2 separate regions of the Homo sapiens genome follow, and region 1 is linked to region 2. Evidence: chromatin loops called from intact Hi-C (ENCODE). Cell type or tissue: ascending aorta. All regions are shown on one strand. Each heading gives the region's core, and the rest is flanking DNA. Links, peaks and the distances in the headings are about the cores only. Region 1 overlaps EGFL6 (EGF like domain multiple 6). Region 2 has its middle 47 kb from the start of EGFL6.

The links. A loop is a pair of places that touch in the nucleus more often than their neighbours do. Peaks named below come from ENCODE experiments on the same cell type or tissue, not always from the same donor. Only the 100,000 strongest peaks of a DNase experiment are listed, where the experiment ranks them.
Region 1: it touches region 2 in a loop (2.2-fold over the local background); 1 of 110 quality-filtered maps calls a loop at or near these places.

The regions. Positions count from the first base shown.
Region 1 is chrX:13,594,353-13,599,741 of GRCh38, forward strand. EGFL6 (EGF like domain multiple 6) reads left to right here. Exons shown (of 12, transcript NM_015507.4): 3 at 484-576. It also overlaps the pseudogene RN7SKP20. Among named protein-coding and RNA genes, the nearest start is that of MIR6086, 6.8 kb to the left of the region's middle. In ascending aorta, for the core only: no CTCF peak of the experiment used is centred there; no DNase peak of the experiment used is centred there.
Region 2 is chrX:13,520,187-13,525,575 of GRCh38, forward strand. No RefSeq gene overlaps it. Among named protein-coding and RNA genes, the nearest start is that of EGFL6, 47 kb to the right of the region's middle. In ascending aorta, for the core only: no CTCF peak of the experiment used is centred there; no DNase peak of the experiment used is centred there; H3K27ac peaks cover 1,701 bases.

The DNA of each region.
Region 1 (5,389 bases), core at 96-5,095, 74 kb after region 2:
ATCCTCATCATCATCATGATGCTTTTAGTTCCCATCCTTAGGGCTAGAAGCAGCACCTTCCTCCCTCCAATCTGTTGGTTGTTCAGTCTGACTGATAATGTGCAGCATTAAAAGATTTTGATCATTTAAAAGAGAAATGGAGAAAATATGGAGGAGATGAAACGAGGCAAGAGACAGAAGGAAGGGGAATGACGTTGGCATTTGCCCAGGGTTACTCTGGAGTCTCTTCCAGTTCCAACATTATACTTATTTTATTAAATCTTTTGTGTTTGCATGCAAAACTGGCTGACTGTGGTCTGGAAGGCTTTATATTTCATTGAATACCACTGGAAGTGTGGTATTGCCTCCCTTCAAAGGGAGGCAGATTGTCCTCTGTATGTCCCCATGGAGTTCTCTGCCACACAGAACGCAGCGAAGTTTTGCGTGCATTTCACTACACTAACTACTGTTCTTTTATCATCAAGACATCTTTTCCTTCCACAGCTACATGCGAACCTGGATGTAAGTTTGGTGAGTGCGTGGGACCAAACAAATGCAGATGCTTTCCAGGATACACCGGGAAAACCTGCAGTCAAGGTCAGTAAGGTAGCCCAGGGTCATAGTTCAAATTCAATCATTGCAGCAGGGCTGGCGACTCAATATGGTACGCAGGATTTCTTAGGGTTTTTTTAAAGTCAAATCTTCAAATGAAGGTGCTTTCAGGACAAGTTTTTCAATCTCTTCTCCTTGAAAAATGTAAAAAGTCTGATGTTTTTGTCAAGATGCCCAATAAAAGGCCTTTTTTCTTTTCTTTTCTTTTTTTATCTTTTTTAAATAAGCTAAAGGTCTTTTATATTTTTTACTTTTTTATTTCATCTCTTTCCGTAACACAGAAAAAAAGAGCCTTTTTAAAAAGTAAATAATTTTATTGCTTTTTAAACTACCTATGTATTATAAGTATATTTTTATTTTTAAAAATCCAGCAGTGCAAAAAAATATAAACTTAAAAGTGAGAGTGATCACCACTAGTTTTTACTATAAGCATAGTTAAGTTTGTCTTAGATCCTGGAAGTCTTTTTCTGTGATAGTATAAATGTAAGTTTTTCTCATAGGCATCTTTGCATGTCAGCACACACAGAACTACTTTACATTTTTTAAGGCTGTATCCTAGTCCCTAGTGTGAATACTTTTATCCTTTGTGCAAAAATGTGCTTTATTTAACCATTATCATTTATGTTGTCTCCAATTTTTTGCCATTACAAACAGTGCTAAATCTAACATTGTTCTCTGCATAGCCCTGCTTTCTTGAATGAATATTTTTGTAGGAAAAATATTTAAAAGTGGAATTGTTGGGTTGAACAACGTGCATATTTTTATTATACTTCATATACTTTTTTTTTTTTTTTGAGACAGAGTCTCGCTCTGTCACCCAGGGTAGAGTGCAGTGGCGTGATCATGGCTCACTGCAGCCTCAGCCACCTGGGCTCTAGCAATCCTCCCATCTCAGCCTTCTGAGTAGCAGGGACCACAGGCACACACCACCATGCCTGGCTACTTTTTACAGTTTTTGTATAGACGAGGTCCCACTACGTTGCCCAGGCTGGTCTTGAACTCCTGGGCTCAAGCCATCCTCCCGCCTTGCCCTCCCAAAGTGCTGGAATTAAAGGCTTAGCCACCACACCTGGCCTTGATATATCATAACAGATAATTTATAACTTTCATCCTAGATTGTTTGTCTGAAAACATTAAAGAGATGATAATATCTATAACAGTGGTTCTCAACCTGGGTAATTTTGTCTCCCAGGAAGCGTTGCCAGATAAAATACAGATACCAAGTTAGATTTAAATTTCAGATAAACAACAAATAATTTTATAGTATATGTTTGTTCAAAATAGTATATAGGGGATGTGAGGGTGATCTGGCTGTGACATCTGTCACCCCATTGCTCACCTGGGTTGATTTGGCTGATCTGGCTGGCTAGGCAGATGTCCCCTTCCTCCCTCACTGCTCCATGTGTGTCCCTCCTGAAGCTGCGCGCTCGTGTGGAGAGGACGACCATCCCCGATAGAGGAGGACTTACCTTCAGTCAAGGGTATATTAGCTGTGCTCCCCTGCTAGCACCTCCAAACAAGCTCTCAAAATAGTATATGAGAAGTGTGTATACTTTAAAAGTATTAGTCATTTATCTGACATTCAAATTTATCTGAGAATCCTTTACTGTTTTGTTTAGAGATGGGGGTCTCACTATGTTGCCTAGGCTGGAGTGCAGTGACTATACTGCATCCATGATCTCCTGGCCTCAAAGCAATCCTCTCGCCTCAGACTCCTGACTACAGGCACACACCACCACACCCAGCTGGAATCTTGTATTTTTATTTGCCAAATCTGGGAGCCTTATCCCGGGCAACATCTGGCAGTGTCTGAGGACATTTGGAGGGGGTGCTACTGGTGTCTAATGGGTAGAGATCAGGGATGCTGCAAAGCACCTTACACAATGCACAGGATAGCAGCACCCACAACAAAGAATGATCAGACCCAAATGTCAGTAGTGCCAAGGCTGAAAAACCCTGCTGTAAACGTGGTGAATAAAAGTGCCTCATTGGAGCAAGGGATATGGTCTTTGCTATAGATCAGCAGATTTCAACTTGGCTGATTTTGTCATCCACAGGATACTTGACAATGACTGGGGACAATTTTGGTTGTCATAACTGGATGTGGGAGGTACTCCCGGCATCTAGTGAATGGAGCCCAGGGATGCCGCTAAACATCCTGCAGTGCACAGGACAGTCCCCACAACAAATAATGATTTGTGTCAACGGAAGTTAAGAAACCCTGGCATGAAGAAATCTTCAATAATTCAGAAAGGGTCCCCAGTCCTATAAGGAAGTTGAACAAAGAGCAGTAAATCCAATTCAGCTGCCCTTGGAGAATGGAGTTTCAGAGAAGACTGGACACCCACTCCACTCTACCACTCCCAGCCCTTGCTGCCAAGCCCAGAGGTTAGCCCCATAAACTGAAATAGCCGCTCTTTGAGCTGCCAGCCCTACAGTCTCGGAGAGCAATCTGGCTCTCTGCGTCCTGCCACCAGCATAGAGGCCAGAGCCCTGGAGATGTTTCTTAGAATTGCATGCAATTGCTTGAGAGAGGTGCTTCAAGAATCGTGCATTCAGGGTGGGCACAGTGGCTCACACCTGTAATTCCGGCACTTAGGGAGGTCGAGGTGGGTGGATCACTTGAGGTCAAGAGTTTGAGACCAGCCTGGCCAACATGGCAAAACCCCATCTCTACTAAAAATACAAAAATTAGCCAGGCGTGGTGGCGAATGCCTGTAATCCTAGCTACTCGGGAGGCTGAGGCAGGAGAATCACATGAACCTGGGAGGTGGAGGTTGCAGTGAGCTGAGATCGCGCCACTGCACTGCAGCCTGGGCAACAGAGCGAGACTCCATCTCAGAAAAAAAAATCATGCTTTCATAAGTAATAATTCAGCTATACCCTTCACCAGAGGTTTTACAGCAGAAAACTTGGTTTTCCATATGTTTTGGATTCTGAACCAAGATACTGTCTCAAGAGATTTGGAATAGAGACAATATTTTCCACGCTAGTTTTAAAGTCTCAGCAAAATATTAACGTTGAGGGAGTGGTCCAGTTGGATCAAGTTTTGAGGCAGTCTGTTTTCTTCCCACAGCCTCCCTGCCCTGTGGCAGCCTGATCAAAGTCCACGTACATCCATTAATGGTGACAGGCCTCAGCCCTCAACTCATGTCTTTCCCAAAACACTCTTCCAAGAAATGAGTGAGTCACCTCAGAGTTAGGGCCAAGCTATGGGATATTCCTGGGTTTCCCGTTATGTCCAATCAGCATTTTTCAATTTCCCCATTTGAAGAGGTTAGGTTCTATGAGGGAGATGGTAGGGTAAAGGGGATAGGCAGTGGAGAAGAGGGTTTCAAATGTCCAGCTAGGGCACTGGAAAATCCCCATATAAGGATATTTTCAGAGATGAAAGCAGCTCCTTATTTTCAAGAATCTGTTACCATGCTGACCTTTTGCCTTCCATGGAATTTGTTTGTTTTTTTCCTCTCTGTATGTTCCCTGGTAGAGTTAAGATATGAAACCCTCACATGACCACATTTCCAAAGGCGACATCCTCTACAGATAATCCTTTTTAAAGTTCTATTTTCCTTCTGTGTCATTTTTTATTTTAATAAAAATGTTACTTATTCTTAAGTTGTTGTTGTTGTTGTTGTTGTTGTTGTTGTTTTAGAAAACAAAAAAGCACAGAGAAGAAAGTCACCCTCGATCTTACCACCTGAAGATAACCATTAGTCGCATTTAGAGCATACCCTCCTAGGCTTTTCTTTTCCTATGTATTTTTTAAACCAATTTTGGAATGATCTGTACACAGAGTTTTGTAACCTTCTTTTATCACGTAACATCCTGTGAACGTCATATGTATATATTTCATATATATATAATTCACATATATATAATTCATATATATATTTCATATATATAATTCACATATATAATTCATATATATTTCATATATATAATTCACATATATATAATTCATATATATATTTCATATATATAATTCACATATATATAATTCATATATATATATATATTTTTTTAAATCATCCAGCCCAAATGTCATCCTGTGAACATCTTTACTTAGGATTAAATATTGTCCTCCAACTTCACCACTAAGAGCTGTCTGACAGGGCTCCCTCTAGAGGAATGTGAGCCAAGGCAATTTGGCCAGTGCAGGGGCCAGCCAAAATAATAATCGACAGGAGGCTGTGCTGTCAGCTTATGTCAGCGGCTGCTTGGGATAGCATGAAAGGCAGAAATATATAAATTATCTATTTCTAAATTATTGTTCAAGTAGTATACACATAGAATTGTGCATATATAAAAAATGTATGGCTCGATGAATTTTTCTAAATGCCCATGTCACTAGTATCTAGATCAAAAGCCAGAAACTTGGCCCTTCAGAAGACTCCCTCACACACCTTCCAGTCACTTCCACTGCCAGTGAGAGAACCATATGTTGACCTCTTATATCACAGATTAGCTGTGCTTATTTTTTAACTGTATATAAATGGACTCATACAGTATATACACGTTTATATCCAGCTTCCACTCAATATCATGTTTGTGAGATTCATCCATTGTTGCCTATAGTTGTCGTTTGTTCAGTTTCATTGCTATATAGTATTCCATTGTGTGAATATACAAGTCATTTATCTATTCTTCTGTTGGGAGGTGTTTGGATTACTTCTAGTTTGGGGCTATCTAGTATCATGCTATTATGAGCATTTTAGTATGTAGGGGAAATCCCAGGACTGGAATTTCCAGGTCATGAGTATGTCTAAATATAGCTCTAGTAGATTCTGCCAAGCAGTTT
Region 2 (5,389 bases), core at 335-5,334:
GCAAGGTTCCATGACTTACCCAAGGGCCTCAAAGTTACCACAGAACACAAAGGGCCTTCTGGCATGGCCTGGTCATACTGCATTTCTTGAGTGGGTGAACAGAAAGTTCCAGAAGCAAATATTGTACCATTGTTTTCATAGAATTTACTGTCTTGGTTCGTGTTCACAAATCCCTGAAGAGCAATAGAGGGATGATATGTTAAACATGTTTCCCTGCAAACTCTCCATTCCCTCGAACTGTATTTACTCTACCCTAAAGCAGAAAGTTTAATTGTCCCCCTGGATGTGCTGTGTGATGATATTTTGGAAAGAGAATTGACCAAGGAGCCAGAAAATATCTTACAAAAAAAATCACTCTTACTCTTAAGAATAACACCTTCTACATTTCCTTAACCATAAAAAGTATTACTCACTTCATTGTCCAGACTTCGCTTAAATGAAATGTGACTCTTTCAAACAATCACATCAACCCTGAAAGGATCAAGGTTTGTCATGACTAAGTATTTTCTAAAGTGAAAAGTTAAGAGGGTCAGAGGCCTGGCTTTTGCCCTGGCTAGTTATGTGTACTTGAGATTGTCACTTCTCTTTTCTGTTTTCTCCATCATAAAATAGGTATAACAATGTATTTTCAGTTTTTCTCAGAGTTGTTTTGAAGGTAAAATAATACCAGGTATATGAAAGCTCTTTTAAGCCTTTATAAAGCCTCACAAGTACAAGAGATTGTGGTTATGCCATGCACAAAATAGCTTTTCCAACCTGAAATGAATATGAATATTTCGGGAGATGTCTGTGTTGGGTCTCAGACTAATTTAGATTCCTAAATTTGATAACTGTCAGGTGGTTTCAGAGTGACTTGCTGATTATTACAAAGCAGTCTGGCTTTCTCCCTCTGGGTGAAGCCAGCAGAGAGGCCAGATATTTCTGGAACTTATATCCAGATGTTTCCAACATGCTTTCCAATTTACACTCAACTGCAATGGTATTTCTCCATTTCCCCAAAGAATCAGGAAATAGAAATGTTTCAGCACACAGAATTGAATATTCCCAGTCACGGCAAATATGTACCTTGACTTGGAGAGATTTCTGGTTGCCTGGAACATTGTCAGACAGACAGGGACTGGTAGCCCTTGGGCTTTTTTTTCTCTCATTTTTATTTCTTTCTTTGTTGTTTATCTTGTCAAAGACCTCCAGCCCAGGACTGCCAGGAACATACCTATAGTTGAACACATTGGGATTACTGCTTTTTGCAATGAGGGAGACTGCACACCATGGGGGAACCATTGGACATCTCATTAAGAGATTTTTAGAAAAAACTTATTTTGGGGTGTGGGCTTATGTTAGGTGATTTAGGGGAGGGTTTAAGGAAGCAAGGTTTTGCTTTAGAGTGGTTGCTGTTAAGAAGTGGAGGTAATTCTATTACTGGCCATATTTGGTCATTTTTGTGACCTCACAATGCTCCGTCTTCTGTAGTCACACATGATTACAGGCCAGTCTTTATTTTTATCTTTATCCATCATGGTCACAGAGTGGCCTTGTCTGATGTTGTTGGTTTATAAAATATTTATGTTCAATAGGAGGGCACCAAGACCCAACCATAAGTACCAAGCCAGCTTCTAGCAACATCAAAGTCTAGCTCAAGTTTGTCCAACCCACAGCCTGTGGGCCATATACAGCCCAGGATGGCTTTGAATGTGGCCCAACACAAATTTGTAAACTTTATTATAACATCATGAGATTATTTTGCAATTTTCTTTTTAGCTCATCAGCTATTATTCATGTTAGTGTATTTTATGTGTGGCCCAAGACAATTCTTCTTCTTCCAATGTGGCCCAGGGAAGCCAAAAGATTGGACACCCCTGGTCTAGCTGATAGTGCCAGGCTGCCAGGGGCTATTCTCTTTCTCAATCTTTGCCATGAAATAAAATCCAGATATAAATATCTACGCACAACAAAGACGTAGCTTAATGAATTTTTATAAGATAAACAGCCTTGTAACCATCATTCAGGTCAAGAAATAGAGCTTTGGCAGTCATCCCAAAAGCCCTTCAGTTGTCCTAGTTCAGTCACAGCCCAAAAGTAGCCACCATCACTGACTTCTAGTCATCACTTCCTTGTGTTTCTTTATCTTTGTAACAGACGGTGTCTCTCTCTAGACACTGGAGTTTTGTCTGGCTCATTTTTTAAAACTTGATATGATGGCCGGGTGTGGTGGCTCACGCCTGTAATCCCAGCAATTTGGGAGGCCGAGGCGGGTGGATCATGAGGTCAGGAGATCGAGACCATCCTGGCTTACACGGTGAAACCCCGTCTCTACTAAATATACAAAAAATTAGCCGGGCGTAGTGGCGGGCGCCTGTATTCCCAGCTACTCGGGAGGCCGAGGCAGGAGAATGGCGTGAACCCCAGGGGGCGGATATTGCAGTGAGCCGAGATCACGCTACTGCACTCCAGCCTGGGCGACAGAGTGAGACTCCGTCTCAAAAAAAAAAAAAAAAAGAAAGAAAAAGAATTACATATGTTTTCCTCCATCTTTCTTTTCTTATAATTTACCTATTGAAAAACCAAAGCCAGTCAATCTATAAGATTTGTAAGTGTCTGGATTTTGCTATTTCATATTCATGGGCAGTTCAACCCTGACCTTTGTCTTCTATTTCCTTCCACTGACATCTGGATTCAGAGGTCTAAATGGACTCAAGTTCAATTACTTTGGCAAGTCTGTAGGTGGTGTTGTATTCTTTCCTCAAGAGGCATATTAAGTATCCTTTGTCCCTTGAGCTATTTTTATAAGAAAAATGTATGCTTTCTGTTTTCAGGTGTGAAATGCTGATTTAGACAGAACATCCCCAACCCCTGAGGAGACCAGCTGTGATTAGGTAATCCTGCCCAGAGGAAACTCAGAAAACATTGTTGAGGAAGGCTTCTTGGAGCACAGAGTATAAGGGATGTCATCTTGCAGTTGTGCTAAACGTCTCCTTTCCCTTACATTACTGTGAAAATGTCCCTTTTAGTTTTATATGTGGTGTGGAAATGCCTGTCCTCTAGAAAAACTTAAAATAGAGCATGGTGACATCTGGCATAGATCATACTTCTTTGTGATATGATGAAAAATGCATGGTCTATTAACTGAAACTATTATTACTGGAATATAGGACTCTGTGCTTGCATCCCACAATGCACAAGGTACCTAATAGTCACTTCTTCACTGATTCCATGAAATAAGTAGGAAAAACATAGTTCATAATAACGAAGGGATGCTGTCCACCATTAACGGTGGTGTCAATCTCTCCATAGTCAATAGAGCTTCGTGTCATCTAATCCAAAAGTTAAAGAGGTCAACTAACAGAGATCATTAATGTTTTACTCATGTGAACAAATACCATGACTCTTGACCAATCTTCAGTGTCATACTTCCTTTTTCAGTCAAAGTTTCATCAGGAAGACAGGATCTATACCAGTTATTTTAATAGAGTGAATTTAATATAAGGAATTGGTTAATGGTGTTGGAGAACTGACAAGTAAAGAGAATCCTGAGTTGTCTCAGAGATTGTAACTGCAGGAAGCAGCCACTACCCCTAGGGCTTGGTGGGAACAGGGAGAAGAGGTTTCTGAACCTAGAAGATTGGAGGAGGGTCCCTATGAGGCTGTCACCCATGGCTCTGAGTGGGGAAACTTTCTGGTGGTCCTGATGGTTGAGTGGGTGGGATAAGGATGGTTCCAATGATGTAGGAGGAAAAACAAGAATTGGAACCACCTGCTAGGGAGAACCATTCATGAGAAGACACTAATAGGAATGTTAATAAACAAGAAGGAACACATTCTTCTCTCTCCTCCAGTCTTGCTGCATCCCTCTATTATCCCTTCATGGCAGAGTCTGACAGGGAGCAACCGGCAAAGCAGAAATGCAGCAGAGTGATTTGGGGGCTGAGAGACAAGAGCTTAATAACTGGCACACTTCCTTTTTTCTTCTGAACAGATTACTGTGATTACCCTTGTTTTCAAAGAAAGTATCAGTTTAATCTTTTGAAGCTTGTTGGTAAATACAAAGTCATTACTAAACAAGGGAGTGGGTATTGATGGGTGTCTTGAGTATGCTCAGCTCTAAAAGCAGTTCATAATTTTGAGAGTCAAGGAACCACAGCATGGGGTTTCAAGTCTCTGGCTAGTGGGCATTCTCCTCTTCCTTTGCAATAAAGTTCTCATAAATGCCAATGTCTTGGTTTAAATTGTTGAGCCTGTGGTCTGTTTTCCATACCACTATGAATTACTTCCCAAGACATTTTGCGTCCAGCCTTAGGTTTCTAATGGCTAGGAGCACAGGACATGTGGTTATTGCAGTTTTGAACTTTCTCCAAAGAGATCAGTCCTAGAGTCCTGCCCTTCTCTTTCTGTGTCATTATCACCAAAAGGCAGAAATGAAGGCTTTACACTATGAGCTTGGGCCCAAAATGGGCAGGATCTTTCTGAATGTGGGGTGATCAAGGAATCCTGGAAACTTTGGGGGGTTGTGCATGATCTAAGAGTTCCCTGTTATTGAGCAGAGCATCTGAATAAATTCTTTTGGGAAAAGGTAGCAAGTTCAGATACACATGGTACTCTCATTCAACATGTTGTGCCTAGGACAAAGGAGATACTCAATGACAGATTATCATTAATTTATTGACTACTTTAGGAAATGTTTATTGGATACCTATTGTGTGCCAAGCATTGTTTTAAACCCTGCTTATACAGCAATAACAAAGCAGATGATATCTTGCCCTCATGAGACTTGTATTCTAGTGGAGGAAACATACGATAAACAAATAACAGTGTAATGTGATATCAGGACATGGTAGGTGCTATGCAGAAAAACAAAGCAAAGAAAGGGGTAGCAAGTGACAACCAGGGATTATTTTAGAGAGAGGCCATCTGAGAAGACACCTGATGAAGATGGTGGTGTTTGGAGAAAATTCTCCATAGGTCTTTGCATTTCTTCCCATCTTTTGAGCAAACACATGGCAACATTTGTTCCAGATTATTTTTCCAATGATGTTTGTATAGCAGCCAGCCTTGGAAGATAGAGATGGTGTCTCTCTCTGAGGCAGAAGGCAGATTCATTTCCTGATCAGGATAATAAAGATAATGTCTGCCTCCAGGGCAAAGATTGGGCAGGTTTACATGCAATCAGGGGTTTTCTAAGCCCAGGGTTCCTGGGCTTTGACACAGAGCCACTACATACACAACATCCACCTTTGCATCACCCTATGGGACTCAGGGGCAAGAGATACTGATGTGAACAGAAGGCTCATAAGTCCTTTGTATCTGACCCAGGAGTCTCTACATTCTGCCCGTCTGTAGGGAACTATGGTCGGCCAACCTGTTAGCTTGTAAATAGGGTAACAACTCAAACCCT